Regions from separate parts of the Homo sapiens genome. Here regions 2 and 3 are each linked to region 1. The links are chromatin loops, found by intact Hi-C in ENCODE. Cell type or tissue: ascending aorta. All regions are shown on one strand. Each heading gives the region's core, and the rest is flanking DNA. Links, peaks and the distances in the headings are about the cores only.

What was found. A loop is a pair of places that touch in the nucleus more often than their neighbours do. Peaks named below come from ENCODE experiments on the same cell type or tissue, not always from the same donor. Only the 100,000 strongest peaks of a DNase experiment are listed, where the experiment ranks them.
Region 2: a loop joins it to region 1, with 2.2 times the contacts of the local background. A loop is called at or near these places in 10 of 110 quality-filtered maps.
Region 3: it touches region 1 in a loop (2.7-fold over the local background); 12 of 110 quality-filtered maps call a loop at or near these places.

What each region holds. Positions count from the first base shown.
Region 1 is chr11:122,435,543-122,446,594 of GRCh38, reverse strand. No RefSeq gene overlaps it. Among named protein-coding and RNA genes, the nearest start is that of MIR100HG, 18 kb to the right of the region's middle. RefSeq lists an enhancer at 4,506-5,170. In ascending aorta, for the core only: no CTCF peak of the experiment used is centred there; DNase peaks (open chromatin) are centred at 5,044, 5,327, 6,026, 6,579 and 2 weaker places; H3K4me3 peaks cover 2,006 bases; H3K27ac peaks cover 3,657 bases.
Region 2 is chr11:122,489,169-122,500,220 of GRCh38, reverse strand. No RefSeq gene overlaps it. Among named protein-coding and RNA genes, the nearest start is that of TRK-TTT2-1, 65 kb to the left of the region's middle. In ascending aorta, for the core only: no CTCF peak of the experiment used is centred there; a DNase peak (open chromatin) is centred at 5,830; H3K27ac peaks cover 4,277 bases.
Region 3 is chr11:122,362,617-122,373,668 of GRCh38, reverse strand. The region is part of intron 1 of MIR100HG (mir-100-let-7a-2-mir-125b-1 cluster host gene); the gene reads left to right. Among named protein-coding and RNA genes, the nearest start is that of MIR100HG, 55 kb to the left of the region's middle. RefSeq lists an enhancer at 1-71. In ascending aorta, for the core only: no CTCF peak of the experiment used is centred there; DNase peaks (open chromatin) are centred at 5,638, 7,458 and 7,935; H3K4me3 peaks cover 3,880 bases; H3K27ac peaks cover 3,570 bases.

The DNA of each region.
Region 1 (11,052 bases), core at 1,106-9,105:
CAAAGCAAACAAAAACATAAAGTGAGGAAAGGATGCCCTATTCAACAAATAGTGCTTGGATAATTGGCAAGCCACATGTAGGAGAATGAAACTGGATCCTCATCTCTCACCTTATACAAAAATCAACTCAAGGTGGATCAAGGACTTACATCTAAGACCTGAAACTATAAAAATTCTAGAAGGTAACATCAGAAAAACCCTTCTAGCCATTGGCTTAGGCAAGGATTTCATGACCAGGAACCCAAAAGCAAATGCAATAAAAACAAAGATAAGGCTGGACATGGTGGCTCACGCCTGTAATCCCAGCACTTTGGGAGGCTGAGGCAGGTGGATCACCTGAAGTCACGAGTTCAAGACCAGCCTGGCCAACATGGTGAAAACCCGTCTCTACTAAAAATACAAAAGTTAGCCGGGCGTGGTGGCAGGTGCCTGTAATCCCAGCTACTCGGGAGGCTGAGGCAGGAGAATCGCTTGAAACCGGGAGGTGGAGGTTGCAGTGAGCTGAGATTATGCCATTGCACTCCAGCCTGGGGGACAAGAGTGAGACTTCATCTCAAAAAACAAAACAAAACAAAACAAAACAAGAAACAAAGATAAATAGGCTGGACTTAATTAAACTAAGGAGCTTTTGCACAGCAAAAGGAATAGTCAGCAGAGTAAAAAGACAACCCACAGAGTGGGAGAAAATTTGCACAAGCTATACACCTGACAAAGGACTAATATCCAGAATCTAAAACAAACTCCAACAAATCAGCAAGAAATAAACAAACAATCCCATCAAAAAGTGGGCTAAGGACATGAATAGATAATTCTCAAAAGAAGATATATAAATGGCCAATACACATATGAAAAAATGCTCAACATCACTAATGATCAGGGAAATGCAAACCAAAACCACAATGCGATACTACCTTACTCTTGCAAGAATGGCCATAATCAAAAAATCAAAAAATAATAGATGTTGGCAGGGATGTGACAAAGAGGGAGCACTTCTACACTGCTGCTGGGAATGTAAACTAGTTCAACCACCATGGAAAACAGTGTGGAGATTCCTTAAAGATCTAAAAGTAGAACTACCATTTGATCCAGCAATCCCACTACTGGGTATCTACTCAAAGGAAAAGAAGTCATTATACGAAAAAGATATTTGCACACTCATGTTTATAGTAGCATAATTCGCAATTGCAAAAATGTGGGACCAACCCAAATGCTCATCATTCAATAAGTGGATAAAGAAACTGATATACATACATATATATATACACACACAAACACACACTCATAGTGGAATACTACTCAGCCATAAAAGGAATAAATTAATGGCATTTGCACCAACCTGGATGACATTGGAGACTGTTATTCTTAGTGAAGTAACTCAGGAATGGAAAACCAAACATCATATCTTCTCACTCATAAGTGGTAGCTAAGCTATGAGGATGCAAAGGCATAAGAATGATACAATGGACCTTGGGGACTCAGGGGGAAAGGGTAGGAAGGGGATGAGTGATAAAAGATTACAAATTGGGTGCAGTGTGTACTGCTCAGGTGATGAGTGCACCAAAATCTCACAAATCACCACTAAAGAACTTAGTCATGTAACCAAATACCACTTGTTTCCTAATAATCTATGGAAGTAAAAAATTAAAAAAATATATCGGCTGGGCATGGTGGTTCACACCTGTAATCCCAGCACTTTGGGAGGCCGAGGCGGGTGGACCACCTGAGGTCAAGAGTTGCAGGTCAGCCTGGCCAACATGGTGAAAACTCATCTCTACTAAAAATATAAAAATTAGCTGGGTGTGGTGGCGGGTGCCTGTAATCCCAGCTACCCGGGAGGCTGAGACAGGAGAATCGCTTGAACCCAGAGGCAGAGGTTGTAGTGAGCCAAGATAGTGCCATTGCACTCCAGCCTGGGCAACAAGAGCAAAACTCTGTCTCAAAAATAAATAAATAAATTCATTAATTAAAAAAATCATTACCACTATGAGCCTGTCTCACCAATCTCTTTTTTTCCTTCAGAAAGAATATAGACAGATCTTTGTATATAAATACATTTGAATTCTCCTCTATTATATCCCCTCAAGGCAAGGAATCAGATGTTACTCATGCTTGCATTATGAGCACTTAACATATAGGAGGTGATGGGTAAGGGCTGGTTGGATAAATTAGCAAATTAATGAAAAGGGTGGCCTACTTTGCCACATACGAAATTGGGGAACGTACTTGATCCCAAATATCCCTTAAACATTAGGTTCTTCTGGTCTCTGCTATTCTAAGTCCCGTTCTTTTCCCATTTTGCCCTGTTTCCCCAGATGATCTCAGTTACCACCATGACTTGAGTTACCATCTGCCATATGTGAGTCCATCCTGAGACTATATTTTTAGTCCAGATTTGTCTCCGGAAAGCAAGACCCATAATTCCAATTACTTATCAGGAAGCACCAGCAGGTGCTTCTGCAGGCACCTCAGACTCAGTTTAGTCTGCCAAATCCACCCACTTCATTACATCCTCCCGATCTTCCTTCTTTTTCTCCTTCTCCTCTGATGTTCCCTAAACAATGAATGGCAGCATTACTCTGTCAATTGCACAAACACTGGTGTATGGTTAACATAGAGCACATTGCCTGGTGCCTAGTAAGCACTCAATATTTTATTGAGTAAATAAATGCCACACACTAAAATGGCCAAATCAGTTGAAAATGACAGATTTGGTGATTACATTCAGAAATAATCTTAGACTTAATAGTAAAAAGCTAGAATGAGAATAAGCCCAGGGAATTTCCTGTCTTTCACTTTTCCTGCCTTTGAAACATTAAGCAAACCAACATCGCTCATGAGGTCTGAGTTGAAGATCAGACCTAAAGGCTTATATTTGTGATCCTCCGTGAAACTGTCTGAAACAGTTTCCTTTAGACAAATGGGACTTTGTTCATTATGCCCAATCATGGACAGTCTTTATATACATGCCAAGGTAAATTTTTCGAGGTAAGCTTATAGGGATTGAGGATATACTGTGTGCTGTCCTATTGGGAGTAAGGCTGATAACTAACCTTTCATTCTTCTATCCCAGGCTAATATTTGAGGCATCAGTTGCAGGCAAACAGCATGAGCTTTGGGCGTCACACTGGCTTGAGTCTGAATTCCAGCTCCTGCATTTACCAACTTTGTGACTTTGAATAAGTTACTTAAGTTTCTTGAATCTCACTTTCATCTATCATATGGAGACAATATTATGCATAGCATACGGTTATTTGAAAGTAGATGTGTGATAAGTTAAGCATAGTCTCTGAAACAAGGGGTGCTCACTAAATGTGAGCTTTCTTCCCTTCTCTTGTTAGATGTGTGGTGATCTCTAATTAGGTTACTCAACCCACCTTGATTGTCAGTTTCCTCGCCAGTGAATGAAATAATTACACTATCCACAGAGTTGATGTGAGGACTGAGTGATAGTGATTTAAAGTGACTATCACATGATACATAGTGATTATTTAATCACTACTAGATCCCTTTCTTTCTTCCTTCTCAGTAAGGCATGGGAAATGCCTGATTGTATTTTAAGTCTGTCGGAACTTCTAGGTGATCTAGCAAGACATAAACATGGAATATTGTTGCTTTGCTCGTGTGTATAATACAATACTGCTCAACAGAAATGATAAATAGAGGAAACTTGCCATCTTCTCTATGTGACAGTTGCATGCCCCAGCCGACATCATCAGATTTGCCTTGGGGTTTTTCCTCAGGGTGCATGTAACGAATGGAAAAGGACCAATGCCTGAGAAGTCTCATTGGTTACTTGGGGGTGCCACATCCTCTGATTGGTGTAAGCATCAGACAATCCTCATCCACGTATTAACAGCACTTCAATTATTAATCAGGTAGCTGCTGACTTTGGCTAAATCAAGGTATCTTGCCCGACCCTCTGGACTACTCTCTATTCCTTCCTCCCTTCATTCTGCACAATGACCACCTCCCTACACCCCATATATACGAATGCCATTTTGTTAAGAACTGAGTCCATTCCCTTCAAACCCCCAGGATGTTGAGCTTTCTGCTGCTAGCATCTACAACAGTTACAGAAATGACTTGTATTTCTTTAGAAACACATGACTCTAGTAATGAGGAAGCTAGTATAACTTTAGTGAGTATGCCTTTATAATGGTGTGAGTTGGGGAATAGGCATATATGGAGGCCAGTTTCTCTAGCAGGTGCCACACATTGAGATGATAACCATTGTAAAAAGCTATTTTCCAGGACTGATGGGGTAACAGACGAATTTTACCAAATCTCATTGGCTTTACTATTACAGAACCTGTCAAGAATCAGCTTACCTTTAACTGGTTGCCTCAGAAGCCTCCCTGTTTGAATTGCTGTGGGTGTGGAAAGAATGGGGGGTGGTAGATGGAGTTTGACTAGTAAGAAGAGGGAGTGGAGCGGAGCCCATGGCAGCGGAGGCTATAGGGGGAGTTTCCATGTAAGAAACTTTTGGTATCTGGGAACAAACGATTTATTACCTAAACCTCCCACTCGCTTGATAGATTGCTGTTGGCATCTGCGTTATTGGAAAAAAAAAAACAAACTTGCTTCTTAGAAAAAAAATTGATGAGGCAAATACAGGACATTCAAATACAGCAGTGGGAAGGAAAAGAAAGGGGAAAATGCACTTGGCAAGAATTCAGAGACAGCGAGAGCCAATTGTCTTTATTGAAATGGCATTGAATTACAAACTCAAAGGAGGGAGTGGCGTCTCTTTTAGTAGAGAAATAAAAAACCATGCCATCCCTACCCAGTAAACAGTGTAGGGAAAACATTAACAACAACAACTCTATGCAAGGTATTTTTTTTTTTGTTTCGTTTTTTTTTTCTCTTCTTATCTCCAAACAAAGTGATCTGTGCTTGCTACTGAAACACCCTAAATATACTGCCCACATACCCTGGTGGTTAAATTCCCTTCAAGAGGGTGACTGGACCAGGCCAACCCTCTGCCCCCAACCCCCTTCTGGTGGAGGCTCTAAGTCTGATATGTCCCGCCTCTCTGGCCCAGCAGAGCACGTTCGCCAAAGCCCCGCAGATGCAGCACGTTTCCAGAACGCGCACTTTCGCAATGGGCGGCATCTCTCGCTCTCTGATGAAGGGTCAAAAATGAGATTGTGGATGAGAACAATTAGAAACTCTAATTACCCTCCAGGCACCTAACAATTATAAGCCACATTCTTATTTTTATAAGGAATTAGCTACAGATTGGACAGTGCTTGTCATGCTTTGAAACATTTCCTGCGTCTTTCTGGCATCACTCTGTTCTTGTTAGAATGCTGGCGTTTCTCACATCCCCACTACCGCGCTCCCCCCGCCCCCGCGCTGCCCCACCTCTCTCTCTCTGTCTCTATGTGCATGTATATGTATATGTATATGTATATGTATATGTATATGTATATGTATATGTATATGTATATGTGTATGTATATATTTTTTGGGCTTGCCAATTCCCGCACCTTCATATACATTACCCCGTCCTTTCATCTCCAAGATGACCTGAAATGACCTTTTGCTTGGCACGAGACGTGATTCAACTGATAACAAAAGAGTTTGGGGGAGGGTAGGGGCGGTGTCTGTCTGCGCCGGGCTGAGGAAGAGCCAGGAGGGGGGCGGAGAAGGGGGGGACCATATCCATTTAAAGACGAATGCTGCTGCTTTTCGCAGTGCTATTTCCTGTAATTAATTTTCCACATATCACCTATCACACGAAAATAAAAGTTTTTTTTTGTTTGTTTTTTTTTTTTTTTTTTTTTTTTTAAGGCATACCACTCTCTTTGTTTAACCGGAGATCCTGGGCTGTTTAGACGTGTCTGTGGGGGGAGCGGAGGAGGGGGGTTGGGGTGGCAGGCCGGGGGAGGCTGGGCGTCCCCCCCGCAGAGAGGCCCGAGCTCTCCGCCGGAATGTGGGGTCGGAACCCCGCAGCTTTCTTTCTTTCTGCCTGGGTGTTTGCTGCTGGGAGCTTCTTTTCAAAGCCACGGCGCCTGCTAAGGTTCCAGCACGCAGTTCCCTTCCATTTTCCATCTGCAGCCTTTGAGGGGTGTGGGCTTTTCCCAAAGCCTTTATTTCTTTGTCGTTTTAGGAAACCTCAATTTTTGCACTGACTCCAGAACTCCAAATGGATCCCAATAGCAAGTCTCATCGATCGTCCCCCTCCCCCATCTTACTTAGGGAGGAAAAAAAAGAACAAACTATTTATTTGGATACTCAGCGAGGTTGTGAGAGTTGCCACAGCAACAGCTGTGAACCTTGCACAGCAAAAGGCTCTTACTGTAGAGTGTCCTGCCTTCCAAAACATCTCCTCTTTAAAGAGACACTGCTAGCGATACTATATCAGTTTGGTGTGTGTGTACATTGACATATCATCGACACCATTTGAAGAGACAAAGGCAAGTGTTTACTTGGGTGGTTCACAAGATAATTTTAGTCAAGCTTGACCAGATGAGATGTGAGAAGAGAAAAATGGACTGTGGAGTCACGTGGGGACCTGAGATTAGAGAACTTCGTGCCCAGAAGCTTGCGAAATGGTAGAAAGTATTCTAAAGGTGTCCTGTCCCTTCTGGAGGTCATAGCTTGCGTGTGAGCTGGCGGGGTTGATTATGCAGCCGTCCTGTCACCCTCTCCTGCACTTGTCGAAGGGATCTTGACATGAGATAGACGCTCTGAGCTCAGAGACGTGAGGAACTCAGCTTCCTGGGTTCCAGGAAGAACTTCTTTTCCCTGAAGTGCCTCATAGGCTAAAAGTTCCATGAAAAGCAAGAGGTTGCTCCACAGTCCCAGTTTCATACCTTCTGGCTTTCCTCGGAAACCGTGAAGTCGTTAATGCCTCATAGGTATTAATATTTGCTAGTCTCTGCAGATATAAAGGTACAATTAAAGACTAGTCCTTAGCCCCTGCCCTCAAGGAGCTGTCGGTCAAGAAGTGGATTAGGTAAACAGATAAATACAGGGAAGAAGGAGTGACTATGGGGCTGCCAGATCCATTACAGCCACCAGCATGATCCCCATTCATTTCTTAGTTCATGGAATGCCTGACAGAATGCCAATCAACATCCCTTTCCTCTCCTTCTTCAAAAGTGCCTCCTTATAGGAAAAATTGTCATTCTGGGCAGATGGGCGCCCAGAAGCTGCCTTGAGAGTCACACTGTGGAAGGGCACTGCTATCATCTTCAGTGAAAACCTCAGCCCAATTTCCAACCTGCTGTAGAAAAGGAAAAATACTAATATTACTGAGTACCCCTTCCATGTGCCATACATGATGCTATTTATTACACATATAATAAATAACACCTATAATAAATGCTATTTATTAAACCTATAGTAAATGCTATTTTATACCTACAATAAACGCTATTTATTATCCTATTGAATCCTCATGCAGTCTTTCACATGTAGTACCTGGTTTTATCTGAGCCATAGGACATAGGAAATGATCTGAGTGACTTGTTTTCTCAATTACCCCAAGGATGGTGCATAACTAGTACCATTCTATATGATAGAAGAGAAATTGATTCCCTTTATACAATGAATGCTTGAAGGCATTAGTTTTAATTCCCTCTCAGGGTCCCTCTTGAGAAAGTTGTGAAGTATCCTAACTTAACAGACAAGGAAACAGAGACTCAGGGAAATTGCTCAAGATCACACAGCCAACAATGCCAACAATAATGGAAATTTCCTTCCTGACTCAAAAATTTATAATCTTTTGAGATAGTGTGAATAGATTGCTCTATACTTCCATTTGACTATTTAAAAAAATAGAGACCGGGTGCAGTGGCACTTTGGGAGGTCGAGGCAGGCGGAACACCTGAGGTCAGGAGTTTGAGACCAGCCTGGCCAACATGGTGAAACCCCTTCTCTACTAAAAATACAAAAATTAGCTGGCGTGGTGGCACATGCCTGTAATCCCAGTTACTTGGGAGGCTGAGGCGGGAGAATCACTTGAACCTGAGAGGTAGAGGTTGCAGTGAACCAAGATCATGCCACTGCACTCCATCCTGGGCCACAGAGTGAGACTCTGTCTCAATACATAAATAAATAAATAGTTAAGGTTAGAATTTTCAGTGACTGACAGTCATACTGACTTAAAGAGTTAGTTTGATTGGAAGCTCTACAAAGACAAGAACTGAGTCTTTTTTTTTCTTCAGTAATATCTTTCTTGGAATTATCTGTCCAGTTAGGCAAAGATTATCACTAAGAAAACCATCATTCATAGTGAAGGGAACACCTTGCTTTTAATAACTCAAACCATTGCCACTCAGCCTGACCACTTACCAGACTTAACCTCACATGACTTTTAAAATCAAACATATCTTCAAAGACTGGAGACATTTGTCATTGAAATCAAACAACAAGCCTTTAGCTCTAAGGCCACTGCAAGAGAAGAGCTGCTAATTCTTGCTAGCAATACCGACCTGTTTGGCAAAGGTGAGAGCTTTTAAAAGCATCATAGTCATTTGTAAGAGTTTTGCTATGACCTCCTCTTTTGTACAGTAAGTTCTCAGTTCAGACCCTGCATCCTTGGGCAAATTACTCAACCCCTCTATTCTTCTTTCTTTTTGTTTTCTTTTAAGATAGGGTCTTGCTCTGTCACCCAGGCTGGAATACAGTGGCACAATCATGGCTCACTGCAACCTTGAACTCTTGGGCTCAAGCGATCCTCCTGCTTCAGCCTCCTGAGTATGTGGAGCTACAGGCATGCACCACCATGCCTTGCTAATTTTTAAAAGTTTTTTGTAGAGACAGGTCTCACTGTGTTGCCAAGGCTGGTCCCAAACTCCTAGCCTGAAGCAATCTTCCCATCTCAGCCTCCCAAAGTGTTGAGATTACTGGCATGGGCCACCTCACCCATCTGACCCCGTTATTCCTTAATTTCACATGAAAAGTGGAGGAATAGTAGCATTTATGACATAGGATCATGGTAAGGATTGCCCTGAGATTAAACGTGTACAGCATTTAGCGCAGTACCTGGCTCATATGAAATGCTATTTATTATGCCATTATTATGTGAATTATTATCATCACTTTTATTTATATTAGAATTGATTGATTAAAATGGATAGTTGACATTTTCTTTCCCATGCCATGGGTGGACCCTAAGCTGTACTGTGAAGCTGATAAGGCTTTTCTTTTTCAACTCTCTGTTTTTCTATCACCATGTCACTACTTCTCTTATTTTTAAACATCCATTTGTCCTGGCATTCCCTTTCTTCTTTCCCTAGCCTGCTCAAACAAAACAAAAAAATCTTGTTCTTAAAATGGCTCTGTGATTAATCATTTACACTAGGGATCAGCAAGATTTCCCTTTTTTTTATTATTATACTTTAAGTTTTAGGGTACATGTGCACATTGTGCAGGTTAGTTACATATGTATACATGTGCCATGTTGGTGTACTTGCACCCATTAACTCTTCATTTAACATTAGGTATATCTCCTAATGCTATCCCTCCCCCCTCCCCCCACCCCACAACAGTCCCCAGTGTGTGATGTTCCCCTTCCTGTGTCCACGTGTTCTCACTGTTCAATTCCCACCTATGAGCGAGAACATGCGGTGTTTGGTTTTTTGTCCTTGTGATAGTTTGCTGAGAATGATGGTTTCCAGCTTCATCCATGTCCCTACAAAGGACATGAACTCATCATTTTTTATGGCTGCATAGTATTCCATGGTGTATATGTGCCACATTTTCTTAATCCAGTCTATCATTGTTGGACATTTGGGTTGGTTCCAAGTCTTTGCTATTGTGAATAGGATCAGCAAGATTTTTCTAGAAAGAGCCAAATAGTAAATATTTTAGGCTTTACAGGCCTTACAGTCTCATTGCAACAGTTCAACTCTGATGTTGCAGTGCAAAACCAGTCATGGCCAATATGTAAATGAAAGAGTGGGACACGTTCTGATAAAACTTTATCTATGGACACTGAAGTTAGTTGAATTTCTTGGAATGTTTACATGTCACAAAATATTATTCTTTTATTTTTTTCAAGCATTTGTAAATATAAAAAACATTCTTGCCTGTATTGCTGACCCACAATATATACTTGACCATGAGTTCAACCACTATGACATGCTCGGGAATATTGCATTTCATACTTTCAAGTTCCAGAAGAATATACAGGAAACACTACTTTGGGGGCAGTGCCATGAATAGTGTTGGTGCTAATGGCAGCCTCCTCCCTTGGCTCTCTTTGGAAAGGAAACCTGGCAGAGTGTGACCCAGGTTAGCCAACTGAATATATTCATTTACTGGAAAACATCCAGGCATCTGGGAAGAGGCAGCAAAAAGAGCACTATTTGTGATGTCGAACTTGGCTTCAGTCAAATTTGGATTCTAATCCCTTAGTGGTGTTTTGATTTGGGCAAGTCACTTAAAGTCTTTACGCTTCAATTTTCCTAACTATAAAAGTAGAAATAATAATGCCTGTCTTGAAGAGTATAAGACTGAATTATATATAGTCACTGTATGTGACAATGTATATTAAGAGGATGATAATTACAACATGGTGGACATTTCATAAATGCATGAAGAGGATTAACAGGCACTCAGCTCATGTTTCCTTCAATCATTTATTGGTGGGGGAAGGAGGGTTCAATCTTTGTTGTTGTGAAATACAAGAATAGGAAGGTTGGACATGGTGGTACTTCTGGTATTTAAAAAAAGGTTCTCTGACCTTTTGCAGGGGGCAGGTGCGGGGACTAGTGAGAAGACAGGACATTTTTGGCACAGAAAAAAATAGACCTTTTAACCCAAGTGAAATGCAATCTTGTAGTGCAGAAGCAGTGGCTCTGTCATCAGGTTAGGGCTCAGCTCAAGATGACACTGATTTATGAAAGGACAATCAAAGTGTCAGTGCCATTTCTGGACTGGTGTCTTCAGGCAGGCGTCCATTATTACTCATGTAGGCACCAAGGGAAAACTTTCCTTCACCTTCTGAAGGTTCGCCGAAAAATCAACTGAGAACATGCGGATTAATAAGGGAAAGGTATCCAAATTTATTAACGTGCACATGGAGGAAAACGATGGAGT
Region 2 (11,052 bases), core at 1,418-9,417, 53 kb before region 1:
CCTGCCTTCTATGGACAAATCTATAGTAAGGAAGTAGGAGCACACAGATTGGTGAATTGCTTGCCATTTCTGTTCCTTATGACATCCAGAATGGAGACCATCTTCTCAGCTCTAGTCAGTCCACAGCTCATGGATTAGCATCAATCAAGAGCATCCTGTTTTAGAAGAAAAATCAGCAACATGAAGCATCTTTGAAGGCAATTGAATAGAAGATACAATGAAAAAATCGGTAAATGTTTAGTGTAGAAGAGAAAAATCCAAAGAAGGAACACAATGGCTGTCTTCAGCTATTGGAAATTCCCGTAAATGTTGTTCCTCAGGCTTCTCTTTTTATGCTTCTCCTCTCTCAGGTTGTTTTCTATGCCTGGGTGATCTCACATACTCTTGAGCTGATAATTATTCACTTAGATGCTGGGTTTATTTTTCCAAGACCAATCTTCCTCTGAGCGGCAGACTTGTATTCAGTTACAAACCATTCATCTTAAATGGTATTTTAAAATTACATCAAACTTTGTAAAAAAAGAAATCCAACCTCAACTTATACTAGCATCTCCAACTTGATGTACCCACAATTAGCAGTACCAACAGTCAACCAATTACTCAAGTTAGAAGCCGAAGAGTCATCTTTGAGCTGTCATCCTCCTCTACCCTGTACATCTAATTAGTTATCCAGACCTGTCAGTTTTACTTCATAAATATTTCTTTAATGCGTCCACATTACTACAGATTGGATTCAGCTTTTTATCATTTTTACTTGGCTTACTGTAATAACTTCTTAAATAGTCTTGTCTCTTCTACCCTTGTTTCTCTTGTTACCAAGATGATCTAACAAAAGAGTAAATCTGTTGTATGATTCTTCTTTTAAAACCACTTTAGAGGTTTTAGGTGTAGTGTACAAGTTTCTTGATCTGATTCTTGTCTATGTCTCTAGCCCTGTTGCCTATCACTCCCTCTTCATGTCTTTCTACTTGTAGAAATGCAAGGGGAGCTTGTTTTCAAATATATTACAGCCTACAATTTCTCATTTGTACACCATTGCTTAAATTTTTCTTCTAGGGAATTAATTCTTTGGCTAACTCCTATTTGTCCTTAAAAATTTAGTTAAGACTTCCCCTACCCCTCAAAATTTGGATTAAGTATCCCTTTCTATGCATCTGAACACTCCGAGTATACTAATCCACATCAGTCTTACCCATACTAATATAAGTATCTCTAAAACAAGGACCATGTGTCATCCATTCATTCAATATCCAGTACACAGCACAGTGCCTGGTTCAGATTCAATAAATATCTGTTGACTTGAGTTGTCATGTGGAAGAGGAAACAGATTCGATCTCTGTTTTCTCAAAACCACAAAGCTATAAGATAGCACATTTTGGCTTTCATTAGGTAATAATGCATAAAAATGGAGAGGTAACCTTGGAAAAATGGATAGGTAGTAGATTTTTTCTCATTCATGATATTCAAGTAGAAGCTAGAATAGCAATTTCATAAGGTACCATAGTAGGGATTTAAGCAGCCAGTGGAGGGTTAGACTTGATATCCTGTAACAACTCAATGAATAGCAATATTCCATAATTTTTTGACTTATGTTGAATACATTTATAAAACAAATATATTTTAATTATTTCAAGTCTGTTTTGGGGCATAATAACACATGTTATGCTGGTAGATGTTTTAAAGAGGAAGATGTTTTAAAGAAGAAATAGACATAAAGATCTGCAGGTAGAAAACTTAGTCTGGATAAAATAATATCTATTTCAATAAGCTTTGGAAAAATAGAAACCTTTTTGAGACAGACCTCTCCATCTCTCTTTTCTAATGTCCATGCATATTGTAATAGCTGGACCGAAAGAAAGCGTTAAGACCCATGGTTGAGATGCTTAATGAGCAATTACAATTCCATTCTGCTGCCATCTGCATGCCAAATATCAATGCATTTAGTTTATAAAAAGGGATTTGACAGGTAAGAAAATGATTAATTATTGGAGTGTCTATGAATATGTTTCTTTGAGGGCTTTGAAATGTTGTGTTGATTTTTGGATCTATTTAAAGTAATTGAACACTTTGTATTGTGACCCCCAAATTACAAATCCTTTGGTCCTGATTTCTAGGGGCCCACCATTTAGAAAGGAGGCAGCATTAGGCAAATCAAGTGAAGGTTTTATTTCCACAGGAAAGAGATTGGCTTTCTCTTTATCTACCAGGACAAACTTTGCTTCAGAAGCTGAAACTCAAGGAAAAATGTACCTTTTCATTGTGTGGCCATTAAGCCTGTCAGAAAACCTTATTCATTTTTTTTTTCATTGCTATTGTTTTGAGACAGGATCTTGCTCTGTTGCCCAGGCTACAGTGCAGTGGGGCAATTGTAGCTCACTATAAGCTCAATCCCTGGGCTCAAGCAATCCTCCCATTCCAGCCTCTAGAGTAACTAGGACTACAGGTATATGCCACCATGACTGGCTAATATTTAAATTTAAATTTAAATTTAAATTTTTGTGGAGACAAAGTTTTGCCATATTGTCCAGGCTGGGCTTGAACTTCTAGCCTCAAGCAATTCTTCTGCCTTGGCCTCCCAAAGTGCTGAGATTACAGGAAGAAAACTTTACTATCTTAATGCATGGGAAGCTTGTTTTTCTACCAGTCTTTAAGAAATATTACCCCATTTTCCTTACAGTGGGATGAGCACGTGCTTTTATACCTTCCTTGCATAAAAAACAGTGTTTGCATGTTTCTCTATGTGCAAACTCTTTGAGCGGAGGCATAGTGCCTGATACTGGACGATGAATTTGATGTAGTGGAAAGGACATTGGATTTGGACTTAGATACTGGCATTTTAACTCTAGGTTCTGACTATTGTCATTTGGGGGCTCTGTCACCCACAAAATGAAGTCATTATACAAAATAACTTTTAAGCTCCCTACAGTTCTAATATTCCCTTAGTTCTGAAATTCTAGATGATATCTTCTTAGTGCCTACTACAGTGCTGGTTCATTGGGTTTAACCAACTTAAATGAAGGAAATGATCTAGAGATGAGGATTTAAGTTCAAATCCAGGATCCTCAACTACATTTTATACAAGGAACACTCCTCAGAAATAATGATGCATTTACCTTGGATTCCCTCTCCAATATAAGGGCTGCTTACTAATGATTATTAAAGGTAGGCATAGCATTCTATTCATAAAAATTACCTCCAAATATCCCCCTTTCACCAGTAACTTCCTACTCTAATTTATCCTACAAACTACCACAAATTTAATTTCTCACTGATTTCCTTTCATTCACCTGTGAACTCTTTATTGGTTACAGAATAAAATCGGATCTAGAACCAGAAATGCCATTTGACCCGGCAATCCTATTACTGAGTATAAACCCAAAGGATTACAAATCATTCTACTATAAAGACACATGCTCACGTGTGTTTATTGCAGCACCATTTACAATAGCAAAGACTTGGAACCAACCAAAATGCCCATCAATGATAGACTGGATAAAGAAAATGTGACATATATATACCATGGAATACTATGCAGCCATAAAAAAGACTGAGTTCATGTCCTTTGCAGGGGTATGGATGAAGCGGGAAGCCATCATTCTCAGCAAACTAACACAGGAACAGAAAGCCAAACATGGCATATTCTCACTCATAAGTGGGAGCTGAACAGTGAGAACACATGGACACAGGGAGGGGAACATCACATACCTGGGCCTGTCGGGGGGTGGGGGACAAGGGGAGGGGGAGCATTAGGACTAATACCTAATGCATGTGGGGCTTAAAAACCTAGATGACGGGTTGATAGGTGCAGCAAACCACCATGGCACATGTACACATATGTAACAAACCTGCACATTCTGCACATGCATCCCAGAACTTAAAGTAAGATTTAAAAAAATGGCAAAAATGGTAAATCTTATGTGTGTATATTTTACCACAATAAAGAAGATTGAGAACAACAAAAAAAGGAACTCTCAAAAAAAAATAAAATCCACATTTCTATATATGCTATTCAAGATCCCATACTTACTTTGGCCTCAGTATGTGATATGGTTTGGCTGTGTCCCCACCCAAATCTCACCTTGAATTGTAATAATCCCCAGGTGTCAAGGGTGGGGATAGATGGAGATAATTGAATCATGGGGGTGGTTTCCCCCATACTGTTCTCCTGGTAGTGAATAAGTCTTATGGGATCTGATAGTTTTATAAATGGGAGTTCCTCTGCACAAGCTCTCTTGCCTGCTGCCATGTAAGCAGTCTGTTTTCCTTCGTCTTCTGCCATGATTTTGAGGCCTCCCCAGCCGTGCAGAACTGTAGGTCCATTAAATGTATTTCCTTTATAAATTACCCAGTCTTGGGTATGTCTTTATTAGCAGCGTGAGAACAGGCTAATACAGTATGCCTTTCAAATTTATCATTGAACACACTCTATACGTGAAACCTCTGTTCCAAGCAGACTGAGAACTTTGTTTTTGCTCCAGAGTGGGGAGATGGGGTGCTTTCCTATCTGGGTGCCTTTGTTCATGCTAGTTTCCCTTCTCAGACATTCCCTTTCTCATTTCTTTCTGCAATAGGAATTGTTCTCATTTTTTAGTCTGCTAAAATCCATTCATTCCTCTCCCTGTCCCTGATTCCCACAGCCACAGCCCACTGGACAGCTCTTTTTTTTTTTTTTTTTTTTTTTTTTCTGAGATGGAGTCTCTGTCACCCAGGCTGGAGTGCAGTGGCGTGATCTCGGCTCACTGCAAACTCCTTCTCCCGGGTTCAAGCGATTCTCCTGCCTCAGCCTCCCGACTAGCTGAGACTACAGGCACCCACCACCACACCCAGCTAATTTTTGTATTTTTAGTAGAGACGAGGTTTCACCATATTGGCCAGCCTGATCTGGAACTCCTGACCTTGTGATCCGCCTGCCTCAGTCTCCCAAAGTGCTGGGATTATAGGCAGGAGCCACCGCTCCCGGCCCACCTGACAGCACTTAATCACTATGTAGGTACTATGACTAATTCACCATCAACATTCAGCCCTGGCTGTGCTTTGGGTAATCATACATTTGGCACTTACCATAAATGGCCTAACAGAGTTAGGGTGCATTTTTCTTGATTTCCCATCTAGATTATAACCTCAAAAGCAAGGACACAGTCTTACCCATTTGTGGCTCCTCATTGCTTACCAGTCTGTATTCCCATATTATCTTGTTCAAACCATCAGTAAGATATTGATTATATGATTTAATAGTAATTTATATTTCTGTCTTTGCAGGTAAACTATGAGTTTCTTGATTTAAAATACTATCTTTGTTTCTCTAGTGGCCAGCCCAGTACCTGGCATATAGTAGACACTCAGTAAATGCTTGGTGAAAGAATGAATGCAGTCAGATTTGACTATGCCAGGGAGAGCTGACTCTGTAAGACGTTGATAAATTGAACTGCTTTATGATCAGTCTAAAGTGTAGACGGTGATTGCCTCTGAAAATGGGATGCATCTTTTCTTTGTTTCTTGGCATTTTTCCTATTAGGAGTGGAACCTGAGTAGATTAAATAGGACTCAGTCTTGAATCTACAAGTGACACCAAGCCTGAAATGATGCTGAGGTTGGAAGCGATTTAGTTCACTTGAATTTTATTTGGGAGATAATGTTTTCCTTCTGGGAAAAGAAATGCTAATGAAAAAATCGCCTCTGACTACAACTCTGAAGTAATATGAATCTGGCCAGAAATATGATCTTATGAAAACTCTCCAAGCAAAGCATCTTATACCCATGTCTACAGCTTTGGATTGACATTCTAATGTTTGCCTTTCTCTGGTTTCCAGAGATCAGGGTGGAGAAAGGCGCCAGGGTAACAAGCCAAATAGGTCTATTATGGGATGTCATGCTCACTGGGCATGAGTGCTGTCTCCTAAGACATTTATAGCATTTATTACTCAGCCCAACTTTAATAACACATGGACAAGCCTGGGGCAATTTGTAAAGGATCTGAGAGTTTTTTTGTTATGAATGTCTGTATTATAAAATTAGTGAGTCTCAGAATTGGACTGGGTTAAAAAGATGATCTCATCAAAGGGGTCTCAGATTTACTAGGGAAGAGCTGTTTTCAATATCCCTGACATCCCAAATGGTCATGGGTACTATAGGGACATTTATAACGATACATTGGTAGATGGTGACTGTTAAGTTGTTAGTTAAGACATGGGCAAAAATGGCAAATACTGACTCTACCTTTTCCCTTGGGGCCATAGAGAGGAAGGACAGAGCACAAATGTCAGCTATCCTAATCTTCCTGGTATAAACCATGGTGAGGAGAACGTGACGGGAACCAATGATACAAGTCAACCAAGAAAGATTCCAAAATCTTGTAGATAATGCCTCTCAAACTTTATTGTTCATCAAATTACCTGGAAACCCTGGTAAAATTCAAATTCTAATTTAGGAGATCTGGGTGGGGCCTGAGATTCTGTATTTCTAATAAACTTCCAGGTGATGCTGATGCTGCTGATACATGGACCATATTTTGAGCAGCAAAACTCTACAGTCTACCGTATCAATGGGTCTGTTGGGAATTAAGCCCCTTGTTAACCATCCCAAATGAAGAAGAAACAGACTCTTGGCTGATAATGTTGAAAAGTTTACCAAGTTATAGATGATCAGAATTGAAAAAGGTTTTAAAGGTCACTCAGTTAATTGGTTTCTAAGTTATTTTTGTTTTTATTGTTTTTTTAAAAAAATAATTTCTTTTTAAGATTAAGATTACATGCAGAACATCAATATATAAAACAGATCAAAGCTCTGATTAAATCTGGAGCAGATTGCTTGGAGCCAACTCATCCTCCCATTACTCCACTCAAAGACTCCTAAGTCATTTCCTTAGAACCCTAGGACTCTGAGTAATACTGTTTTAAAACTACTATCCTTATTCAATGCATTAGGAAATTTATTATTTAAATTTATTATATTTATGGAATCCAAATCCAAATATCCTGATTGCTAGTCTGATGTTTCTTCCAGTATGCCAAGGCCTTATAATTTATTTGTTATCTTAGTTTGGAAACTAATTGTCAATGATGCAGGCAACTTCTGGCCATCTGGGCTCGAATCAATCTCTGTCACAAAACCTGTGGTTTGCTACATCCTTTGTACCAGAGCTAACTAAGTGGACTTGGGAAAATCATTAAATATTTCTGGACCTCACATTTCTGATGTACATAATGGAGAAATCTATAACATTTTTTTTTTAGATGAAATCTCGCTCTGTTGCCCAGGCTGCACTGGTGCGACCTCGGCTCACTGCAACCTCTACCTCCCGAATGGAAGCAATTCTCCTGCCTCAGCCTCCTGAGTAGCTGAGACCACAGGCGTGCAGCATCACATCCAGCTAATTTTTTGTGTTTTTAGTAGACGGGGTTTCACCATGTTGGTCAGGCTGGTCTTAAACTCTTTACCTTAAACGATCCACCCACCTCTACCTCTCAAAGTGCTGGGATTACAGGTGTGAGCCACCACACCCGACCAAGAAATTTATAACCCTTTAAAAAAATATCACCTCAGAGAAGCTCAATAAACATTCACTGAATATAACTTAAATGAGGGCAGAGACTCATCATAATCCCTATGAATGCCTTCCATGGTGCCTTTCATGAGCAAATACTCAACAAATATTTCTAAAATAAAGAATGATGATGGTAATATCACAGGCAGAAAATCATTAAAAAACTCGTAGGTGTTATTAAAATGTAAGGGCGCATTAGGATTATCATCATATTCAAAAAAGCTGTAAATTATCTATAGTGCTCTGCTGAGCGTTGACAAAAGAGAATCATGTTGTCTCTGTCTCCGGCATCTGGTTGCTTGCAACCTGTGACAAATAACCATGATGGGGATATATAGGGCTTAGTAAGAGTTGAACACAAAGCTAGTCCTTTAAAAAGATATTAGAAAGGAAGATTTTAATGTAATATGCAGATATGGGAAATGCATTTCAGATTGAGGAACAAAGGAACGTATCTTTTGGGTGAAGAGTAAAGACAGCAGTCTCAATTTTTTTCAAACTAAGTAAGGCAAGCATGTTTTGTTAGTTTTCTTCTGAGAAAGTGGAGAAGGTATCATGAAAGAAATGGAATCCCCAGAAATTTGCTATTTTCAACTCTTCTGATTACAGGTTAAAATGTTTGTTTGAGTGGAAGTTAAACTATTAGCTGGCTCACTTTTGGTCAAAGGCCAAGGATAGAAAACAATTGTACTTTATGTAAGAAGTGCACAGACAACAAGTGCAAACTTTCCTCCTCACCCATGTCTTGTTCGTTTCAGTGAGAAGCGAGGCAGTGGGAACGTAATGCATAGGTGAATTGGTTGAGGCTGGACTATGAAATGAAGACTCTGTAGCAAGCATGCACACTTTAAACAACGGCACCAGGATCCATTTATCTTCTTTTCTTACTTGCAAAGCCTTGGCTGAGAATATCCGCTGGTTCTGTTGGAGAGAGGAGACTTCCTGAGACATGATGTAATTTCTGCAAAGGGGAAACACATGTTGAGTCTTGCAGTACAAAACAATGTTGAGGTGCTGCTAGCTGGCCCTGTCAGTCACATGACAGGATACAGTGTATAGTTAGGCAGCACTATCCAGGAGCCTGCAGAGCATGGAGTTTGTGGGTAGGGAATGGAAGAAAAAGTCTCTGAAGCTTTTGAAATGCAGAGACTCCATTAAGTTTATAAGAGTTTGGAAGAAATGCTTTTCTGTTTTCAGTTATAACAATCTTCCTACTCAGAATACAGCATATCACACATGTGCTCCTTTTTACCCAAGAAACAGAAGGTACTTATGGTGTTTGTGTCAAGAATAAGTTTCAGCAAATTCACATTTTAAATTCAGCAAGATGAGTGAAAATTTTATCAACAGTATCATTCTCAGTGAATTTCTCATAATTTCAGATAGCTATCATGGTGTAGTGGGCTATACATTGGTAAATGGCTTCATAGAGACCTTAGGTTTTTCACCTTCCCTCAACACTTAAAAACTGGATACGGATTAATAAGTGTCAAGAGGTGAGGTTTGGTTTGACTAGGAACCAGGAGTTTGGCTAAGATGATATCTATTTCTCTATCTATCATCTATTTATTATTAATTAGCTGCATAGTCCCTTACTAGGTGCCATGATAATTACGAAAGCAAAAGTAAGTCAGTTCTCTTCTTTAAAGAGTTATTCTAGAAGGCGAGACAATAGAAATATAATCATAAGAAAAGGCATAAAACCTTGTTACTCAAAAGTGGGGTCTGCTCAGACCAGCAGCATTGACAGCATTTAGGAGCTCATGACAATCCAGCTCTCAGGCGTCCCTCCAGATGATTCTTATGCACGTGAAAGTTTGAGAAATACTGGTATAAATGTTTATATGGGAAACATAGAAGAGGAAGAAATTGCTTCTGGAAAGATGACAATGAAAGATTCTAACAGACGTGTGCATTGAGCTAGGCCTTGAAAATGGTTAGCTAAAGTATGTGCAAAGGCGTAGAAGTGATAAAACAGTGGACCAGAGAACAGGGAGTAATCCAATAGGCAAATGTATGTGGGAGAAGAGGGAGATGAACCTGAAAGATCCTTTAGGGCAGATTACCATACTAGAAGTCTGGGATTTTGTAGTATAGATATGAAAGTGTGATTACTTCATGTTTAAATAGAATAATAGAAATAATAATAGATAAGAATAGGAACAGTAATACTAACAATAACAGTATACTAACAATACTATTGTTAGTAACAATATTATTACTAACGATACTATTGTCAGTAACAATATTATTACTAACAGTATTATTGTTAATACTAACAATAATAGTATAACAAATTTCATATTCAGAGTTTTTAAAGTAAGAGGTATTATTTTATTCAGTCCTTATAGAAATTATGTGTATTAAGAATTATTACTACACTCATTGAGAGGCAGATTAGCAGAGAGGTAAAGAAAGACTTTTAATTTAGTACTTTGAAATTCCATTGTCTTCTGACTTGCAATATTTCTGATAAGAAGTCCAGACAAGTTATGTTTTCCCCGTTTAGATAATGTAATGCATTTTATTTCTGTATATGCTTCTAAACTTTTCTATTTATCATTGGTTTTTGGCATTTGATTATGGTGTGAACTGGCGTTTCTTAAAAATCAAATTTGGAAAAATTTTAGCCACTATTTTTTCAAATACAATTTCTGTTCTTCTCCCCTTCTACAACTCAAATTACACATTTACTAGCTTGCTAGAAGTTGTTTCACAGGTCACCAAGATTCATTCAATTTATTTCAGTTTTTTTTCTGTGTCATGCATTGCTTTGGATAGTTTTTATTGCTGTTTTCAAGCTTACTGATCTTTTAATATGCTGTAATCCAGTAAATTTATTAACTTTGCTAATGTAGCTTTTATTTCTAGAAGAGCCACTTGATTCTTTTGTTTTTACATCTGTCATTTCTTTCTATATGTTATGATTTTTTTTTTAAATCAAGGGTTAGTGAACTACAGTCTGTGAGACAAATCTAGCTGATGGCCTGTTTTTGGATGCCCTGTGAGATAAGAATGGTTTTTACATTATATGGGATTATAAAAAATAAAAATATGCAACAGAGCCTGTATGGGACCTACAAAGCTTGAAATATTTACTATCTGGCTCTTTATAGGAAAAATTTGCCAATCCTTGCTTTAAATCTCAATTTAAATCATGTAATTATATAGCAGCTGTTTCAAATCCTTCTCTGCAAATTTTCTTATCTTTGTCATTTCTAAGTCTGTTTCTATTGGCTCATCTTTTCCTCCTTAATTGTTGCTGCTTCACAAGTCTAATGATTTTTATTGGATATTGGACATTATGAATGTTATATTGTTGAATGTTGCATTTTGTGGTCTTTCCTGAAAAATCTTTAGGTTTTTTTTAGGCAGGCTGTTAAGTTATTTACGGATTGGCTTAATGCCTTTGAGGCTTTATTTTTGAGGATAGTTTAGCCATACTACCAAGATGTGACTTTTCTGATGTTTTTCCTCAATCCTCTCCATGTTCAACAAGGTCTCGCCAT
Region 3 (11,052 bases), core at 958-8,957, 73 kb after region 1:
AAATTTCATTCCTAGTATACACTCAAGAGAAATAAAAACATGCATCCACACAAAAACTTGTAAGTGAATGTTCGGGGCAGTATTATTTATAAGAGCTAACAAGGGAAGATAATCTAAATGCCCATCAACTGATGCATACATAAATAAAATGTGGTATATTCTTATAATGGAATATTATTTGAGAATTTAAATGAAAGAAAACTGATACATGCTACAGTGGTGAGCCTTGAAAACACTATGCTAAGTAAAAGGAGCCAGTCACAAATGACCACATATTGTATGCTTTTCATTTATATGAAAAGACCAGAATAGGAAAAATTTATAGAAATAGAAAGTATATTTCTGATTTCCTGGGCCTGGGGATAGAGGATGTAGATAAATAGGAAATTATTGCTAATTGGCAGGTTTTTTGGGGGTAATAAAAATATTCTAAACTTAGATTTTGCTAATGCTTACACAACTTTGTGCATGCTAAAAGTTTGAATTTTATATAATTTTATGGTATGAAAATTATATCTCATGAAACATTTTTTAAAAGAAGAAAGAATGGGAAGACATATTAGAAAGATCTAGTAGAGAATGCTTTCAAGAGTGCTATAAGAAAGCGATAATAATACATCATTAGTTGAAGAGGAAATCTGGATTAAAGAAAGGTTATTGTTTTTAAGATGAGAGAAATACCAGTGTATTTTATGATGTTGCAATCAATCTAATAAAAAAGGGAAGTTTGATAAAACAAGAATGAGAGAAGACTTCGTGGAGCAATGTTTTGAAGTAGGAAGGAGAATGAAGATGTAGTGCACAGGTGGAGGGATTTGCTCTGCGGGAGGATGGACAGTTCATCCATAGTAATAGAAGGGGAGGTGAAGTATATTCACTCTGATTCTGGCAGGTGTGTAGATTTTAGGTTGAGGTTTTTGAAAATTCTCTTATAATTGCTTCATTTTTCTCATCATAGTGGAAAGCAAGATTGACTACTGAGAATGATGGTGAGGAACAAGTGTTGGAAATTAGAAGAGAAAATTTGAAATACTTGTTCTGGAGAGTGAAGAAAAAATAGATTAGGGAAAGAAAGGATGATTTCTGGGGTGAACTCTTGTGAAGTTTAGTGAGCATGAGTATAATGTGAGAACAGTTGACATGCTTGTGTATTTTTCTCCAGCTATCTTCAGCTGCATGAATTCAGGCATGGAGTAAGTGAAGAGTTGAATTTATCCAGGGTTTTTATTTTGCTGGATTATATTGGGTTTCCAGACAACATACTGTGAGATCGAGATTTGTATGCAGGAGTTTACTGAGGAGTGTTTTCAGAAGCAACATCTATAAGGGATGGAGGGCAGGAAGAATGAGCAGAGGAGGGGTTAAACAGAAGTGCAGTTGTAACAGGTCTCAGGCAATCCTACAGGGAGCTGTGGAGCTGGAACAACCCTCTGATTTGTCCCAAATTGGAGTAAGGAGGCTTGGCATTTGTGCCCCTTTTTGACACTTAGACATGGAATTCCTGTGGTCACAGAGGCTCCCAAGAAGTGAGGGTGATTCCTCAAGAGGGACTTGGCTGTGAGATGACAGAAATTAACACTCCTAGTAGGTGCGGTAGTAAGTGCCTTAGTCCTGAAGGGAAGGTAATAGATGGCACACCACAGAATCTGCTACAGTTCGCCATTTGCACTGCTTGCTTGTGTACTAAGCTTACTCCTTCTAAGAAGACCTCCTCCCGCATTCTGATAAGTTTCTTTTCCTAGAAAGTCTTATTACATGAGGAAGGTTAGTGGGACTAATCCTGCCTCTATGACCGGTCTAGAGGCTGCCATTGATACTCCTCATTTGTACCACCTCAATGTACTATCCATTCTAGATTCTCCTCTTTCTTGGCTAGCACCTCTGCTTATCTAGGTAGCTTATCTGGTGGTATGACCCAGATTCTTATATAAGAGGTGTCTGAGCCCCTGGTTCCTTGGCTACCAAACCATTTTCTAGAGTTGACTGTTACGTTTGTGCATTTACTCAAAATTAGGCATAGTCCACAATGAACCATAACGTAAAACTGAAGCTGGACACCTTGCATTAAGAATGGGAAACCAAAAAGATAGAAGGATTTGGGTCCCAGGTAGTCATGTTTTGAACTCTCAATCACAGATTTTTTTTTTTAAATGAGAGAAAAATATACCCTTAGGTGTTTGACTATTATCAGGTCCCTATTAACAGCTAAATAAAATTCCCAAGTAAAATAATAGTGTAGGATGGATATCCCCCTAACCCTCAACTCCATATTCCATACATCCAGTAAATATTTGAGTTCACCATGTGCCAGATATTTCTTTCCCTAGATTTCTCCATTTCTGCTTAAGAGACCATCATTCTCCATTCTCACCATCTGCTTAAGAACCCATGTGAGGTTTAGTGAGCAAGAGTGTAATGTGAGAACAGTTGACGTGCTTGTACATTTTGGTCCAGCTATCTTCGGCTGCATGAGTTCAGGTATAAAGTAAGTGAAGAGATGTCTGAGCTCCTGATCTACTGAGAGCTACTGAGACCAGAAATCTTAGCCTTCCCCTTAAATGCCTTCTCACCCTAATCTGCACATCCAGTTAGTTGTCAAAGCCTGTCATTCTGCCTCAATAATATCTCTCGGCCTGGTACGGTGGCTCACACCTGTAATCCTAGCAATTTGGAAGGCCGAGGCCTGTGCGTCACCTGAGGTTAGGAGTTTAAGACCAGCCTGGCCAACATGGTGGGACCCTGTCTTTACTAAAAAGACAGAAATTAGCTGAGCATGGTGGTGGGCACCTGTAATCCCAGCTACTTGGGAGGCTGAGGCAGGAGAATTGCTTGAACCCAGGAGGCAGAGGTTGCAGTGAGCTGAGATGGCACCACTGCACTCCAGCCTGGGTGACAGAGCAAGACTCCATCTCAAAAAAATAAATAAAATAAATAAATAAATAAATAAATAAATAAATAAGTAATAATACCTCTCATTGCTGTCTTCTCTCCTCCATCAGTATTTGCATTGTCCTAGATTAGGTGTTCTCCTCACCTCTGCCAATCTTGGCTCTTCCAAAAGCTTTGGTCTTTTCATGCTCATCCCCAGTGTATCCTACAAACTGCTATAAAGAATAGTCATAGTCAAATTAGTAAAATAATTCTTCTCAGAAGCCCTCAATAGCTTCCCATTATATACCATATGAAATCCAAATGCATTAGTGTTGCATTCAAGGCTTTAATCCAGCCATGCCACATATTTTTTTCATTTTAACTTATATTGGATTGGTTACTAATGATTTTCCCAAATATTTATTCCATTTTCCTGATGCTCTGTCCCTCAGCCCCCAACACACATGGCTTGTTTCTTTCTCATCATTTCCCTTTTAGTTCTTTCTTAGACTTATCACAGTTTGTAAATGTATTTACTATTTACATCTTGAATTTTTTTTTGAAACAGAGTTTTGCTCTTATTGCCCAGGCTGGAGTGCAATGGCGCAATCTCGGCTCACTACAACCTCCGCCTCATGGGTTCAAGTGATTCTCCTGCCTCAGCCTCCCGAGTAGCTGGGATTACAGGCATACACCACCACGCCCAGCTAATTTTGTATTTTTAGTAGAGACGGGGTTTCTCAATGTTGGTCAGGCTGGTCTTGAACTCCCAACCTCAGGTGATCCACCCGCCTCGGCCTCCCAAATTGCTGGGATTACAGGCGTGAGCCACCGCACCCAGCCTACATCTTGAATTTTTTCCATTAAACATCTAATGTTTTCCATTAAACATCTAATTGCCAGAATGTAAACTCCCTGAGTGCAGGAACATTGTCTTAGTCACGTCCCAATTTCCAGCACCCAAATGAATGTCAGTGTAGGGGCTCAATGAATATTTGCTAATTGAATTAATGAGTGTGATGGCACTGTAAAGACTATCTCAGCTTTACACAGAGTGGTTTTAACATTCAAGCTGGAAACAGCATGGTTCTACTCAGGCTCCTGTGTTTCCTACACAGGCTTCTGTGTCTCCCCTTAGCTTCAGGGGAGAGAGTCATCCTCATGGAAGGAGACAAAAGAAACTGCACCCCGATGGCAGGGAGGTAAGCTGTCTACAGAGAAGGGTCCCTGTACTCTGTGTTGCGGGACCTTGTCTCTAGGCAATCTCTTTGAGTCAAATGAATAAATGTCCTTCCTATTTTATACTTACCTTATGTGTGGTCACGAGGATTACTTAGCCTTTCAAAGCCTGATTTCTCTTGGGCTTCGTCTAACTGCTGAAAACTTAGTTTGCTCTTGTAATATAAATAAGCACACTTGGGGCAGGGGGCTACATTTTATTCTTCCCTTAGGCAAAGCATAAAAACAAACAAAACAACCACCATGCCTAAAGTCTCCAAAAAGCTCATAGTTACCACAAGGAAAATATGTCTGCGGAGATTTTATTTATTGAATAGTGGGCAAAGACGTATTTTATGCTACAAAGATCTTCCATAGGGAGAACATATCATGGCAGCTCAGCAGTGGGCTGCGTAAAGTGTTACAGGCATGGAGAGGCAACGGATTTACGTATCAGGTTCATAGATGCATCCTTTATTAATCCAAAGAATCAATGCTGGCCAGGCAGGCTTTGTATTAGACACTGGGCACGCCATATTTCTTGGAGACTTAGAAAATTTCTATTGCCTTTTGATGCTTTGTGACATCATTTTTTTCAAACCACAAATTGGGGTGTGTGTTTTTGTGTGTGCATGTATGTGTGTGTGTCTAGGCAAATAAGCATTACAGTTCAAATGAGTATTTAATAATATTTATAACTTGTAATTTGATACATATAAATGGCACCCTAGAAATATCAAATGGACAACAAAAAAGTACCTTATTATTAATTTTAAAATCTAAAATGCCCTTCTTTTACTATGCGGTCTATATCAGGCCCTCACCTGCTTATCCTCCCCTTTCCCCACTCCCCTGATTTTTTGGCAGAGCAAGAATCTTGCCTTCTCAGACTGTCAGAAAAGTAATCTATTTTTAAATTTTCAGAATTTCAGGTCTCCTGTCATTAAACATGACAGAGGGATTTAGGGAAAGAGAAAGCATTGTTTGAAAAAGAAAGTCAGTTTTTAGTGTGACCTAAATGTATACAAGTCCAATGTTTAGACAACATAGCAGGTTAAAGCTGGATTTTGAACATATTTTCAGAGAGTGCTTTGGCATGCAGCATTTTTGAGAGAGGTGTTATGTAAGTTATCAAAAAGCATACATTTGGGGTAGGACTTTTGTTTTATCCAGAAGCTAAAAATCATCGAGTGTTGTGTTTTAATATGCAGATGACCCTTATTCTGATTTCAGTTTGGAAGCTTGATCAGGAAAGGTCTTTACTGTGGTGTTGAGGACGTCATGTTCTTCAGAAAGAAAGCTGTCTGTTTTTCTTTTCTCCAGAGGAACTGCAGTTTAGGACAGGCATAAAGCTGGCAACATAACCAAGGGCAGAAAAAAAATTCACCCCTATGTTCTATTTGTCAAACTGACCGGCAGGTCACAACCTGAAAGTTTATGGATCGGTGAGGCCTTGTCTCCGCATAAGCATGTTTTCTGGACTTTGGCTGAAGCTAAATTCCTGACTTCTGAAAGAGGGGTGGGTGTGGACTTCCAGCAGGAATAGCCAGTGGGAAGGAAGTAATATTCATTAAGAGTGTCTCATGCAAGCAGTGCGGGGCTAAGCATGCTCAGTGTAAATTCTCCTGGAGCCTGTCAAGCTATGTTTGAACTCGTTCCAGGATAGTGGATTTACTTTTTTTTCCCCACCAGGAAGAATACTCGATTAGACTGCATTTTGCCTTGCTTTTCCTTCTCCCTTTCTCTCTCTTTCTTTCTTTCTTTCTTTCTTTCTTTCTTTCTTTCTTTCTTTCTTTCTTTCTTTCTTTCTTTCTTTCTTTTTCTTTCTCTCTCTCTCTCTCTTTCTTTCTTTCCTTTCTTTTCTTTCTTTCCTCTTTCTCTTTCCTTCTTTCTTTTTTTCTTCTTTCTTTCCTTCCTTCCTTCCATCTTTCTTTTCTTTCTTTCCATTTTTTTTTTCCTCCAGAAGAATGGAAACAGTATTCTTTTCCGATCAGTTCAGTAATACAATGTCCTTCAGTGTCCATATGAGCATTTCAGTGGAGAAGAAAAGAAACTTTGCTACCTGGGAACTGAAGACTACTTAGGTCAGTAAATGCTAATAAAGTTCTTAAAGACTTATGGAGCCAGGAGTTAACTTTTCTTAACTGTTAAGGTAATCTACAGCTAATGTAATTGCCTTTTCAATTAGTGGGTGTACACTGATTTTTTTTTTCCACACAAAAACTATGTTTTTCATGTATTGGAGTGATTTCCCAAACACAGGGAAAATATGTCTTTTGGTTAATTTGCATTTGAAAGAACTTCTTTTTGTATGAAAGGTTCTTTCTCTCTACCACAAATTATGTGTTTTTTAAACAAATATTGTGGTGAGCTGATGTAGCCGTAATGGTCTGAATGTGGATGTGTTGTTCTGTGTTATATTAATTCTTGGCTTGGGTAGGTTTGGTGAAAGTTATTGCTTTTGTTGCTGCCAGAGATGAAAGAGAGTTTGTTTTGTTGTGGATGTTGTTTTGGAACTTTTGGTGAGCTTTGAGGCTGCCTTGGGAGCCCCTTATAGAGAGGAGAGCCATCTCTTTCCACGTTTAATGTGCATTTTTCAAAATATTCAAATTTAACTCTAAGACGGGAGTATAGCTTTTTAAGAATCTGTGTAGGAATAGAGTTTTCTTAAAAATGTAGTTTTGGAGGGAAATGGTTTATAGAAAGGTTTGTAATAAAGAATTTAAATCAAGACTGCCATGGTGAATATAAGCAAAAAATGCAAAAAAATACTGCATGCTATGTACATACTGATTCAGTTTAGGTTAATAATTTTACTTTTTAATTTTAAAAAAGTATACCAGGCCTTAAAGGGCTGTCTTATAATATCAACTGATAACACAGAGGACTCATTGGAGAGATGTTAGGATCTCAGAAAATATCAAGTTAGCAAAGGTGGCCCCTTTAAAAACATCTGAGGACTGAGGTTATGAAACCACATGGCTTCGTGTAGGAGCAGTGCATCCTAGGCTAAAGCACTTTAATTTTATTCAAGAATTTTAAGAGTAAAAGGGGATTTATTTCTTTTCAAAAAAGAACAGCCAGGCGAGGATTATTGATCCGTCAGGGATTAAATATTTGCTGGAATACAAAGCATCACATATTATCAATGTGTAAATCAGACTCGCCAGCTATTCAGGGGATGTAAATGAAACGACCATAGTTTCAGCCAGAATCAAATGCAGCAACACCCCTGCCCTGCTTTCTTCATCTTTATGTCCCAGAAAGGGATGATAGAGGTGGGGCAGGGTGTGAAATGAGACTTAGCCAATGAGCTGACCTTGCTCTTTTAACTTCTGTCCATCTGTTCTTACCGGGCAGCTGAAGCAGTGAGCAAAGTGGGACGGGACCTCAGCGGGGACCAGGAAGCAGAGGCCAGACCCAGCCAAGGCTGTGATCTGTTCCCCACCCTGCAAGTTAGATATCAGGAGGAGCTAAGTGGATGCGTCTAAATCCACTTCCTTCTGCTCCCAGAGCTTTGATTTAGTACCAAATGCTGCTCTTCTGCACCTGCCTCTGTTTTTCATAAGTAAAAGCTTCTCCCCATGTGTAGATGGTGGTTTATTCGATACAGATCAATCCCTAAGGAGATAGCTGAAGTAATTGAGTCTTGTTTTGTTTTTTTCTTTCTTCTCTGACATGTGGCATTGATGAGGTTTAATTGAAACAACAAACCTTTTCTGGGATGCGAGAGCACAGTTTTCCATGGAAGAGTGTGTGTGAGCGTGTGTGTGTGTGTGTGTGTGTGTGTGCGCATGCAAGTCACTTGCAGTCTGGACTCTGGGACGCTGCCTCTTGGAAGGCTTTGCAAGGCTGAGGGCATTTGTCTGGAGCCAGGGATCTTTTCATCACCTTGTCTCTGCGTTGGCAAAGAGGAGGTGCACATTCTGGAGCATGCTGTAACTCTTTACCCTCAGTCCTCGTTCCTAATACTGCAGTCTCCCCACAGCACCCCAACTGTTTCCCCTTCATGACCTGTGTCTTGAAGCATAGCACCAAAACCTTTTGAGGCACAAAGGAAAACCAAAGAAGCAGAGAATGAACAAAGACAGGCCTCTTCATGTTCACATCTGGATAAAATTTAGATTGAGACAAGGGAAAATGAGTGGGAGAAAAAAAATCTGACACCATATTAAAAAATGCATATAATTGACTTTCTAGAGTTTTTCTCGTCTCAAGTTTTCTGAGTGTTTTTGTCTCCTGCTCAGACCCTACCCATAGGATTCGGGAGAAGGTAGGTATCACATCCATATTTTGTAGTGAAGTGCAGTGATTTGCCCCAAGCAGCGCCTAGGCTGGAGCAAGCATACAGATACCTGGAGCTCCAGTCCAAGCCTCTGCTTATACAAGAATAGAAATAATCTGGGTTCCACTTCTGCACCTTGAACTCAGTTTCCCCATTCATTTTAAGATTTTGGACAAAGACATTCTGTGCAGTAAGTTCTCCAACTGAATCCATTACTGTAATAATTTGAGAAGTATTTGAAGCTTTTCAGAAGACTTTGACATATTTCCTTTGATCTTATCTTCAACACTACCTGTTAAAATAAATTGGGCCAGTGTTGTCATTTTCTTTTGACAAATGAGGAAACCGAAAGATTGAATGACTTGCTGCCTAAGGTCAGGATAGAGGCTACATGGGAATTCAGGTTGCCCAACTGGGGATTTGAAATTCTAGACCATCCTGAATCCCTGGGTTACTGAGGTAGATAGGATATAAAAGAGGAGTTCCATGATTCATGAAGGTGGAAAGTGTGGCAGCACCAGGGACTTTGGATATTGTCACACTACGAAGGAGAAAACTCCAGCTGGAGATGGTATGTTAGTCACACTCAAGGAGTTGGAGACTTGAATTTAAATCCTATCCGTAGAATCCCAAAGTGTGTGTTCTATGGTATGGTGACTATACACATGGGCTTTGCTAATTTCTCTGCATCTCTTTTTCATCATGTGTAGAATGGGGATACCAAGGGGTTGCTATGAGGATTATATGAAAGGATTCATGTAAAGTACTTAGCACGGTGCCTCACACAGCAGACTAAACCCGAAAATGTTTTGATTGGCATATGCTCTTATTTGTTGCTTGTGTTGTATCACCCAAGGTAAGCATGAACTATTCTTACTGTGAATCCCAGTCAGCTCTTAGCTCAACCCACAGATCCTCAGGGCACTTGTGTTGGTAAATTAACACCACAAGAGGAATAGTGCTTAAGGCATATTTATTGAAAATACAAAAATGTGCTAGATGGCACAGAGAGTTAACTGAGGCAGAACGCTTATTCTTCTTGCTCTTAGTCCACGGAGAGACCAGAGGGAGGCTATCCAGGCAGATATGTCTGAGATAAGTGCACATTTGTTGAGTCAAATCTAGTTATCTTCCATAACTTTCCAATGCGGCTAAGCAGGCTGCTCGGAAGTGAGGAGTCTCTCTGAAGGGAAGGGAGTCAATTACAGTCTCAAAGGTTCAGTGGGAGTCAAAAAAGAAGTAAAGGCCGGGCGCCGTGGCTCACGCCTGTAATCCCAGCACTTTGGGAGGCTGAGGTGGGCGGATCACGAGGTCAGGAGATCGAGACCATCCTGGCTAACACGGTGAAACCCCGTCTCTACTAAAAATACAAAAAATTACCTGGGCATGGTGGCGGGCACCTGTAGTCCCAGCTACTCAGGAGGCTGAGGCAGCAGAATGGCGTGAACCTGGGAGGCGGAGCTTGCAGTGAGCCGAGATCACGCCACTGCACTCCAGCCTGGGCGACAGAGCGAGACTGCGTCTCAAAAAAAAAAAAAAAAGAAAAAAGAAAAAAAGAAGTAAAGGCACATATGCAGACAGGTTTTGGAAATGTCAAGATTTCGGGTTTTATGGGGGGTCTTCTGACCAGTGCTGACCAGGCTCTTGAGGTGCACTGTCTGGGCTCCGAAGTTCCTGGCTTACACATATCATTACGTTAGAGAAATCCCTTTAGAGAGATGAATCTCAAGGGCCTGCTTCTGAGCAAATCAGTGATCCGTAATGGACTGTTCTCTGTAGAGAACCGGGAACTGTAAGTGCACAGTCACAGGGCTGTAAGACCAAATGGAAGGAGGGGCCACTCCCTCAGAGCATGTGCAGTCTAAATGAATAAATGGTACACAGAAGTGCACAGAGCACTCAAATGCAGACCAGTAAAACAAGTCTGTTGGTGCAGAAATGTGAGGCAAACTTCAGGGACAGCAGTTGATGGTTAAATATTCTAAGTGTCTATTCTTAATTTTTTTTTTTTTTTTTTTTTTTTTTTTTTTTTTTTTTTTTTTTTGAGAAGATGTCTTGCTCTGTCACCCAGGCTGGAATGCAGTAGTGTGATCTCGGCTCACTGCGACCTCTGCCTCCTGGGTTTGAGCGATTCTCCTGCCTCAGCCTCCCAAGGAGCTGGGACCACAGGCATGCGCCACCATACCTGGCTGATTTTTGTAATTTTGGTAGAGACGGGGTTTCGCCATGTTGGCCAGGCTGGTCTCAAACTCCTGACCTCAGGTGATCTGCCTGCCTCGGCCTCTAAAAGTGCTGGGATTACAGGTGTGAGTCACCTTGCTTGGCCTAAAATTCTTAAATTCTTTACCACTCAGTTCAGAGTTCTCTTTCAGATGCCTCTTCATGGTCTTTACCCACTTGTCCCTGCTGGGAATGAAAAGCTACTCTGGGGATACAGCAGCGAGATGGCAATGGGTTTTGGTTTATTGAGCATCTATTACACACCTGATGCTAGGTTTCATGCTTTATCAATATTATATTTAAAGTTCACAATACCCCTGGAAAGTTTAAAGAGGAGGAAACCTATCCCCATAGGAGATAGGTTTCCCCCCGGGCAAAGAGGAGTCACATGATTCACCAGCTGAGCATAGGATGTCATGTGTCACACAAGGCCTTCAAGAAACATTCTAAGTGGAAAG